Regions from separate parts of the Homo sapiens genome. Here region 2 is linked to region 1. Evidence: read pairs that join two places in POLR2A ChIA-PET (ENCODE). Cell type or tissue: MCF 10A. All regions are shown on one strand.

What was found. ChIA-PET counts read pairs that join two places held together with the same protein. Peaks named below come from ENCODE experiments on the same cell type or tissue, not always from the same donor. Only the 100,000 strongest peaks of a DNase experiment are listed, where the experiment ranks them.
Region 2: POLR2A ChIA-PET joins it to region 1 with 5 read pairs; 6 of 35 experiments call an interaction of 5 or more read pairs at or near these places.

Annotation. Positions count from the first base shown.
Region 1 is chr1:178,631,374-178,636,373 of GRCh38, reverse strand. No RefSeq gene overlaps it. Among named protein-coding and RNA genes, the nearest start is that of MIR4424, 44 kb to the left of the region's middle. RefSeq lists a silencer at 2,986-3,280. In MCF 10A, no CTCF peak of the experiment used is centred here; a DNase peak (open chromatin) is centred at 3,123.
Region 2 is chr1:178,546,563-178,551,562 of GRCh38, reverse strand. It overlaps C1orf220 (chromosome 1 putative open reading frame 220), which reads right to left. Exons shown (of 3, transcript NR_033186.1): 3 at 2,674-4,469. Among named protein-coding and RNA genes, the nearest start is that of C1orf220, 6.3 kb to the right of the region's middle. In MCF 10A, no CTCF peak of the experiment used is centred here; no DNase peak of the experiment used is centred here.

The DNA.
Region 1 (5,000 bases):
TATGGAAGAGGGCTCTGGGCTGTTTAAGGAGAGTATTCTGGGGTGTTGGGTACCTAGAATATGGTCCAAAAGGGAAGGCATGGGCTCTGGGAGGGCACTATTTGTCCTGTAAGGAGGGAACAGTCAAAAAGAGGGTCAGAGGGAGGCCCCCTAAAAACACAGGACCCAAAGCAGAACAATACTGTTTATTGGTTATGCGAACCCAGGGAAAATAACTGACCAGTGAAGGGAAACCAGGGTGAAGAAACGATTCCTGGAGGTAGAAATGTTTGAACCCAATATATTCCTGCAGAGGAAGCATCTGTCACAAAATGGAAGTACATGACATAATAAATCTAATGTTCCTTGAAATCAAATATGAAATGTTACAACCAGGTTGCAGATGTTTTAGCTTTGGTTAAGAAGGTATTTCTCTTTTAACCACTTCATTTGGCAAGATTACCATGTTCTGATAGACTGCAGTTTCTGTTGAGACGTCGCTCTACCAGGCTCAAATATGGCTTAGTAGAGAGCAGTTAGAGGTTCATGTACTCATTTCCAAGTTACCAGGTGGATAAGAAAGAATTTTTATTTTTTTTTTTGAGACAAGGTCTCACTCTGTCACCCAGGCCAGAATGCAGAGGCATGATCACAGCTCACTGCAGCCTCCATCTCCTGGGCTCAAGTGAGCCTCCCACCTCAGCCTCCCAAGTAGTTGGGACTACAGGTGAGTGTCACCATGTCCAGCTAATTTTTAAATTTTTTGTAGAGATGGGGTCTCCCTATGTTGCACAGGCTGGTCTCCAACTCCTGGGCTCAAGCAATCCTCCCGCCTCAGCCTCCCCAGTCTGCACCACCATGCCTGGATAAATTTTTTTTTTTTTTAGTAGAGAAAAGATCTCACTTCATTGCTCAGGCTGTGAAAGATATTCTTAACTCAAGGGCCACACTATGAAAACTTTTTTTTGAGGTAGAGTCTTGCTCTGTTGCCCAGGTTTGAGTGCAGTGGTGCAATCTCTGCTCACTGCAACTTCTGCCTCCCGGGCTCCAGTGATTCTCCTGCCTCAGCCTCCTGAGTAGCTGGGATTACAGGCATGAGCCACCATGCCCAGCTAATTTTTGTATTTTTAGTAGAGACAGGATTTCACCATGTTGGCCAGGCTGGTCTTGAACTCCTAACCTCAAATGATCCACTTGCCTTGGCCTCCCAAAGTGCTGGGATTACAGGTGTCAGCCACCGCGCCCAGCTGAAAACTTTAATGGCTCATACAACTAGGTCTAATGCAGTCCTTGGTGTGGAATACCCACTGGCTAAGGGTGGCTTGGGAGAGAAGACGGTTAAGAAAATACAGATTGGAATGCAGAAATGGCAGCATTGGTACCTTTGTTTTCCTTCAAATTCTGACTGCTGTCAGTGAGGCAGTCATTCATTGTCCCTCCTTTCCTCCCCTATGTCAAGATAGCAGTCCTTTATATTTAAGGACTACAACACTTGACAGATGGAAGGATTTGTTCTCGTGTGTATTTATTTATTTTACTGTGAAAATGCTAATTGTGCATTTGTTTGTGAAGTCCAAGGGAAGAGAGGGAAATGTAAGCTATGGTGGGAAGATTAAACATGCTAAAGAGAGCCAGGAAACCCTGTATTTTTAAATATATCTATCTTGGTCATTTGGCCCAGGGGGAAATAGCAATGTCAGGAATGAACTACTAATTACCAGCAACATCCCAGAAGAGAGACTGGGAGAGTCCATGATGGGAGGGGCGTGGGGCAAAGGCATGTAACCCTTGAGCTGAGAAGTCTCCTCAGCAGCTTAGCCCAAGAGCCCTCGCAAGAAAAGGGCAGCTTCCCAGGGAATTTCCTCCTAATTCCTCTTGCCCCATCCAAGTCCCATCAAGAAGGGGACAATATAAAGATAGATGAGGCCAAACATCTGGAATAGAGAAAGGAAAGAGGAAAAAAAATAAACCCCAGAGCTTGGCAGTTTGGAAGACTGGGGGACTGTGGGTGGGGAGGGGAAGTAGAGGGGAAAGCCATACATAGATATTCAATTTTGGGAGAATTTCTTGGTATCATTACTGCATTATCAATAGTGAATTTTTACTGAGTGCTTACTATGTTTCCAGCAGTGTGAAAGCTTACAAGTCTTGCCTCTATGGGGAACATACAAAACACCCTATGAAGAAAGTCCTATTATTAGCCCATTTTACTGGTGAAAACAAAGAGGCTTAAAGATGGTAGGTTCAGGGTAATAGGGAAGATAATGGGTTCATTCTAGGACACGGTGACTTTCAAGGGACATCAGTTCTAAGAGGGAATCCTGGCTGGGTGCAACGACTCATGCCTGTAATCTCAACACTTTGGGAGGCTGAGGTGGGAGGAATGCTTGAGGCCAGGAGTTCAAGACCATCCTGGGCAACATAGCCAGACGCCCATTTCTACGAAAATTTTCTAAAAAAATCACCAGGGTATGGTGGCTTGTGCCTATAGTCCCTGCTTCTCAGGAGGCTGAGGTGGGAGGATCTCTTGAGCCTAGGAGTTTGAGGCTGCAGTGAGCTATGACTGCGCCACTGCACTCCAACCTGGGCGACAGAGTGTGACCCTGCCTCTCAATAAATAAATAAATAAGTAAACAAACAAACAAACATAAAAGTAGATCTCCAGGATGGTAACAAATTAGAAATTGAAGTTGGAGGATGATGGCGGAGGGGTTACAGTCAGGGAAAGGAAGGACATAATGCCTACAGATTTATACTAAATAGCCTTTTGCATTTCTCGAGTTTTGAATCATATGGGTGTATTGTTTAATAAATAAAAATGTAAAAAAAAAAATCAGAAATTAAAGTTAAGGAATGGTCAGGACTAAAAAAGTAGATTTGGGAGTCAGGTGGTGTTGAAGATAAGGGAGTAGGTGTGAGTGGGAACCTCTAGGAAGCAGGACACAGGGGCAATCCAGTCACCAAGATGGGAGAGATTTTGTTTGTTTTTGTTTTTAATCAGCCAATCAGAAGCAAGCTTAATACTCTGTTGGGCCACAGCTTAGACTCTTAACAGACAAGAGTGACTGAGTTTGTAGAATGACTTAGAAGGCACTAGGAGAGATTCTCGCCACCTGAGTAATCCAGGAAACATTTATCCTGCAGAGAAGTCTGAGGTAAACCTTTCTATAGCTAGTAATAGAAACATGCCAGAGTGATTCACAGCCTTATTCCTCCTAGAAGCAACTGGCTCAAGCATTTTAGTAAGAAGCCGAGGCAGACAAGCCACTGCGTGGAACGTAATTATGCATCACTTGGTTTCTTCAATGTTTCCTGAGCTAAGTAGGGTTATTAAATGTTCTACGTTTAATCTGTACCTATTGCAAGCAGAGGTTGAGTCTGAATGCCCAGGAGAACTGTTTCTCCAAAGTTCCAGCACTCCCAACTTCCTGGCCAGCCCTTCGTCAGCACCAAATAAATGATGAATGACTTGGGGGAGGGATATCCTTTTTGGGAATGGGTTGTCCTCAGCAGGAGAGACAAATGAGAACCGCAGAACATTAAGGCTAAAGAGGACCTTAGTAATCAACTAGGGCAGTGGTTCTCAAATATGAGCATGCATCAGGATCTTTTGAAGGGCCTGCTAAAACATGGGCTCTATTCCCAGTATCTGATTCAGGTCTGGGGTGGGGCATGTACATTTGCATTTCTAACAACTTCCCAGATGACGCTGTTTTAGAAGTACCACGCTTTGAAGACCACTGAGCCAGTGCAAATGAAAAAACTGAGGCCCAGAGAGTTTAAATAACTTGTCCTAGATGCCCCAGCTAATAAAGTTGGAACTAGAATTTCAATTTCCCTCATCCGTAAATACTTCAGTGTGTATTTCCTAAAAGCAAGAACACTCTCTTTCATAACCATAGTACAGGTATAATATCAGGAAATTAACATTAAAACAATACTGTTAACTAATCTACAGACCTTATTCAAATTTTGTCAATTATCCCACTAATGTCCTTTATCTGTCCCAAGATCCAATTCAGATTCAAACAGATGTAGTTGTCATGTCTCTTCAGTTTCCTTTCATCTGGAATAACTCCTTTGTCTTTCTTTGTCTTTTAGGACCTTGACACTTTTAAAGAGTATAGGTCAGTTATTTTGAAGAACGGCCCTAGATTTGGGTTTGTTGGAGTTTTCTTGTGGTTAAATTCAAGTTCTGCGACTTTAGCACAGACACAGCACAGTACAGCCATGGTGCAGTGTCCTTCTCAGGGCATGATATCAGGAGGCACATGAGGTTGCTAGAATCCTACTGTAAGTAAGTTTTCCGTTTGCCCCTATTCATTCATTCATTCATTCATTCATTTGTATTAGTATGGGCTCCTGGGTTCTATTTTATTTTATTTTATTTTATTCTATTTTATTTTTTGGACACAGTCTCGCTCTGTTTCCTAGGCTGGAGTGCAGTTGTGTGATCTTGGTTCACTGCAACCTCTGCCTCCTGGGTTCAAGTAATTCTCATGCCTCAGCCTCCTAAGTAGCTGGGACTACAGGCGCATGCCACCCATGCTCACTTAAGTTTTTGTATTTTAGTAGAGACAGGGCTTCACCATGTTGCTCAGGCTGGTCTCCAACTCCTGAGCTCAGGCAATCGGCCCGTCTTAGCCTACCAAAGTGCTAGGATTACAAGTGTAAGCCTCTGTGCCCAGCCCTGGATTCTTTTTTTAAAAAATTCTAGAATCCATATCTCTTGCTACCCAAGTCAGTTCTCTTTTCACTATATGACCCTGGGGCTAATACCATTATTTCAGAGATGATTTATTAATTTATCACATTAATTCAAAATTGACATATTTCAAAATGTGTTGTACATTATATCATGTGTATATTTATAGTTTTCATTTGTTGATTAAAATAATTAGTTTTAAAAATGGATTAAAATACTATAACAGAACTATCTAATAGAAATACCATGCAAGTTGTAAATTAGAGCCACATATATAGTCTTTTTTTTTTTTTTTTTTTTTTTTGAGACAGAGTTT
Region 2 (5,000 bases), 85 kb after region 1:
CCCCACAGCTGCAATGTCGCCTGGGGAAATGGTAACTTGGATGTTTGCACAGAAAACATGGAGTTGTCCTTTTGCCAGAGGCACAGAGTCCTTACTGCTTCTGATCTTTGGGCCAAAGCTGGCACCATCTCTGCTTCCCCCCTCTCTGATCCCACCACAGTTAGTTCCAAGGCCAGGGTCAGCTCCCTGTAACTTCCACAGAAGCATCTTACGGACAAGACTTCAGCCTGTACTCATCTCTGTGGAAGGAGGCGGATGCCACGACTGGCCACTCTTTTCACTCACCTTATTATCATCTTCCTATAATCTGGTCCCCACAGAGTAGTCACAGTAATAATTGGAAAGTATAAATCAGTCTTATCATGTCCCTACTTAAGATCTTCCAATGACTTCCCATTCTCCTTGGAAGAGAATCCAAGCATTTGGCCATGCCTAAAAGGCCCACATGGCCTGACCTCTGTGACTTCTTCATCTTCCTCTCCCACTTTTCTTCCTCTTCTCCAGCTCAGCGATACTGGCACCCTCTTGCTCCTCATCCAGCACATCAGGGTCCTTCCTGCCCCAGGGCCTTTGTACTTGCTCCGTCTGGAGTGTCCTACCCCCGCCCCCGGTGCTTCCCATCGCTGGCTCCTTCGCTGCTCAGATGTCCTGACCTCAGAGAGGCCTTCCCTAACCACCTCTTTAAACAGCCCCTTTTCTTCTCTCACACTTAAATCTCTTTACCTTGCTTTATTTTCTCAGCGCAAATCGCCATGTGCAACTCTTTCAATTATTTATCTATGTGTTTACAGACTGTCTCCTCTGACTAGAATGTCAGCTGCAAGAGGCCAGGAACCTGCTCTCCTTGTTCATGGGTGTGTCCCCAGGACCTAGCCCAGTGCCTGGCACATAATTAGCACTCAAAAAGTGCATACTGTGAACAAATGTATCCAGACCTTAAGGTGAGGTGGCTTAGGAAGGCTGGGCCTTGGAAGTGGCACATCCACCTGGAGGCACTTGGATCTACGACATGACCAGAACTTGTGGCTTGGACAGGTGAGCAACACTTCCTGGTGAAGGTGCAGGCAGTAGCCACCACAGTGGGGGCTCTCTTCTGTCACCTTTCCGATCTCTTGTCTCCTTCCAATCCATATCTGACGCCCATTCCCCACCTTTCTCAGAATACTTTCTCATTCAAACCTATTTTCTTTACCTTATTGGTTTTATGATGTTGTTCATATAAATTAGAATATGCCATTACTTGCAGTTGGGAAAGCTACTAGATCCTAAACTGCCTTCTAATACAGAGGTAGTCACCTTCAATATTGTCAAAAGTTACAGGCACTTTTCTTTTTGACTATTTATGAGCCTTGTACAATTACTAGTTAGATGAGTTTACCGTAAAATATCTTTAAAAGGATAAAATATACTTATATGATTCCTTTATGAAACAGCTCACAAATCATGTAAAAATGGGCTGTTCAAAGGAAAATAAGCTGGCACTTAGATCCTTAACCAATTTTCTTTTGTGTTTGCATACATGTCTGTCTACAATATTATAAATTTCACTCAATTGCCCTTCCGCAACATCAGATTCTTAATTAAATGAACACCACTGCTACAATTCTCTGAAAAATAAAACAGCATTTCCACATGAATTAGAAATGACAACTTGTTAATTGCGTCCCTGAGGTTTTGTTACAAAATCATCACTCTTTTTGTCATTGTTCAGGCATAAAAAGACCATGCTACAATCTGGAAATAAGAATGTTCTTCAGGCAATTGATTCTCAAGTGTGGACTCAATATTCCATAAGACGGCTTTCCCCCTTATTCCTATTATAATACATGACAACAGTTAATTGCGTAGAAACGTTTTTCGTATTGTTTTATTTTATTGAAATTCACCAAATTCAGATGAGCTGGAAGAGGAAGCTGGCCTGAACTTATTAGAGAATTTACATTAAAAAATACTAGGTGGTAAACTTCTTAAAGGCAGACAGCCTGTTGTACTTGTCTTTGCTTTCCTAGCATTTAGCTAGGTAATTCAGGCAAGGCACTTGGAGGCCTTCATTTTCCTCCTCTATAAAATGGTCATAATCCTAGGCCTGTGGTGAAGACTAAATACTTGGAACTGAGGAACTAGCATGTAATAAACACCTAACAAATGTTACCGACTTAAAACGACTCAGTAATTATTAGTATCTGCCACCTAGGCTGAAGGGCAGTGGCACGATCATGGCTCACTGCAACCTCTGCCTCCCAGGTTCAAGCGATTCTCCTGCCTCAGCCTCCTAAGCAGTTGGGATTACAGGCGCATGCCACCATGCCCAGCTAATTTTTGTATTTTTAGTAGAGACAGGGTTTCACCATGTTGGCCAGGCTGGTCTCGAACTCCTGACCTCAGGTAATCCACCCACCTTGGCCTCCCAAAGTTCTGCAATTACAGGCATGAGCCACCACACCTGGCCTTCAACAACTTAAAATGCTCCCCAAGTCTTTCCAAGAAGAGATCCTTTTCCAAGAAGAGATCATTCTTCAAAGAATGAATGATTCATTTATAATTCACAACCCCACTTGCATACCAACAATTATTCTGGTTAAGCCCTTTAAAGAGCTGATTTCTTAATTAAACCTAACATTCCCTTTGCACTTTCGTTTGTCCTTTGAATTTTTTTAGTAAATCTTTTCTTTTAAGCAGTGTAGACAAGTGCTCCAGTCTAGCCTAACCATGTACATTTGCCCATATATTAAATGAATGGCATCTAAAAGAATGATGCTATGCTGTGTTTTACGTAATAGAACAATACCAAGAATGGTCACCACAAATAATGCACACTCGTTTTTGAGGAGGAAACTTGGTATATTCAGTTTGATGTCAGCTGCCTTCCTCTTCTAATCACCCCCCTTTGCCTTATACTCCCTTTTTAAATTAATGCATTGTTGGAACGGAGTCTTTGAAATCATTACAGGGACCTGCAGTTTGCACTTTTTCATAATTTATTTAGAAAGACCTCATGGTTTTGTTTTTAAGCTTAGGTAGGCATTTCATTATTTTGGTGACTTGTTTCTTGGCACCACATAGGTGACAGCAAGATGAGAATTAAACAGGGCTTTGAGGGATTGAATGGGCCAAGACATACCCAGGCTGCCTTGAACATGTGTGAGGCCTGGAACAAGAGATCCAACAGAAGCCCACATTCCTTATGCTGGGAGGCATCTCCTCACACCTGCCACTCCAGCCAGGTAACCTCTGCCCACCAGGTGTCTCCAGCACTGCCAACGTCTGCTGGCATTACCTTTTACATCCTGCAGAGGAACATGAGGCTGGGGAGTCCAGTTCAAATGAAGAATTTGTGGCCTCTCTGGAACTCTACACTAAATGTGGTGGCACGAGGTGATAGTCCCTGGTGCCCAGTCTATAGCCCAGCCCACTTCTCTTCCCACCAGGCTCCGGTGCCATGAAAGTTCTTCCATACAGGCATGTGGACACCCCAGCTCCACAGCGGAGCTCTGTCAGAGCCTCTGCAAATAGCTGCACCTTGGCCATTCCATAGAAAAAGGAGTGTGCACAATGCTGTGGTTTGAATGTCTGTATCCCTCCAAAACTCATGCTGAAACTGAATCCCCAGTGCAACAGTAATAAGAGATGGGGTGTTTAGGGAGTGATTAGCACCTTATAAAAGGGATTGATGGAGTGAGTTTGGACACTTTCTGCCCTTCTGTCTTTTCTGTCATTCGAGAACATACGTTCATCCCTTTTGGAAGATCCAGCAATGAGGCACCATTTTGGTTTTTTGTTTGTCTTTTGAGACAGAGTCTCGCTCTATCACTCAGGCTGGAGTGCAGTGGTGCAATCTCGGCTCACTGCAAATTCTGCCTCCTGGGTTCAAGCAATTCTCTTGCCTCAGCCTCCCAAGTAGCTGGAATTACAGGCATGCATCACCATGCCTGGCTAATTTTTTGTATTTTTAGTAGGGATGGGGTTTTCACCATGTTGGCCAGGCTGGTCTTAACCTCCTGACCTCAGGTGATCTGCCCGCCTTGGCCTCCCAAAGTGCTGGGATTATAGGTATGAGCCATCACGCCCAGCCCCAAGGCACCATTTTGGAAGCAGAGAGCAGCCCTCGCCAGACACCAAACCAGCTGGTGCCTTGATCTTGGATTTCCCAGCCTCCAGAACTGTGAGAAATAAATGTCTATTGTTTATACATTTTTCAGTCTCAGGTATTGTTATAGCAGCAGGACTAAGATACCATTCCATGGAAATACAGGTGTGCACACCGACAACACAGTCCACTCAAGGAGGACAAACCCAGTAAGTGACTTATGAAGCCCTAGCTACCCAAAGAATGTTCTAGAAGGATGGCCTATGGGCTTGGCCCTTGAAAGTAATGTCCCAAGGCTGGGATTCCTCTTACCTGGGTCTAAAGGCAACGCCCACTAGGTCTGTTCATTCTTCTCATTGAAAAAGCAGCTCCTGCCCCCAATCTGTGTGTTGAAGAAGGGAGTGCAGTCAAATGTAAGAGGGTAGGTTATTTAAAACACTATGGTATATTCTCTACATTAGAAAAACCTCAGATGGGCTGGGTGTGGTGGCTCACGCCTATAATCCCAGCACTTTGGGAGGCCGAGGTGGGTGGATCATTTGAGGTCAGGAATTCAAGACCAGCCTGGCCAATAGGGTGAGACCTGGTCTCTACTAAAAATACAAAAATTAGCTGGGCATGGTGGCACGCGCCTGTAGTCCCAGCTACTCAGGAGGCTGAGGTAGGAGAATTGCTTGATCCAGGGAAGCGGAGGTTGTAGTGAGCTGAGATCATACCATTAGACTCCAGCCTGGGCATCGCAGCGAGACTCCATTGCCAAAAAAAAAAAAAAAAAAAGAAAAATCTCAGATGACATCAGCGAACAGAGAGAGCTGAGATTCTAGTGTTGCTTGTGAGCTTCCCCAGAGGAGGTCGAACCGAAACCAGGTCTCAAATGCAGTAGGGATATCCATCTGCTGTTTTTTAAAAATAT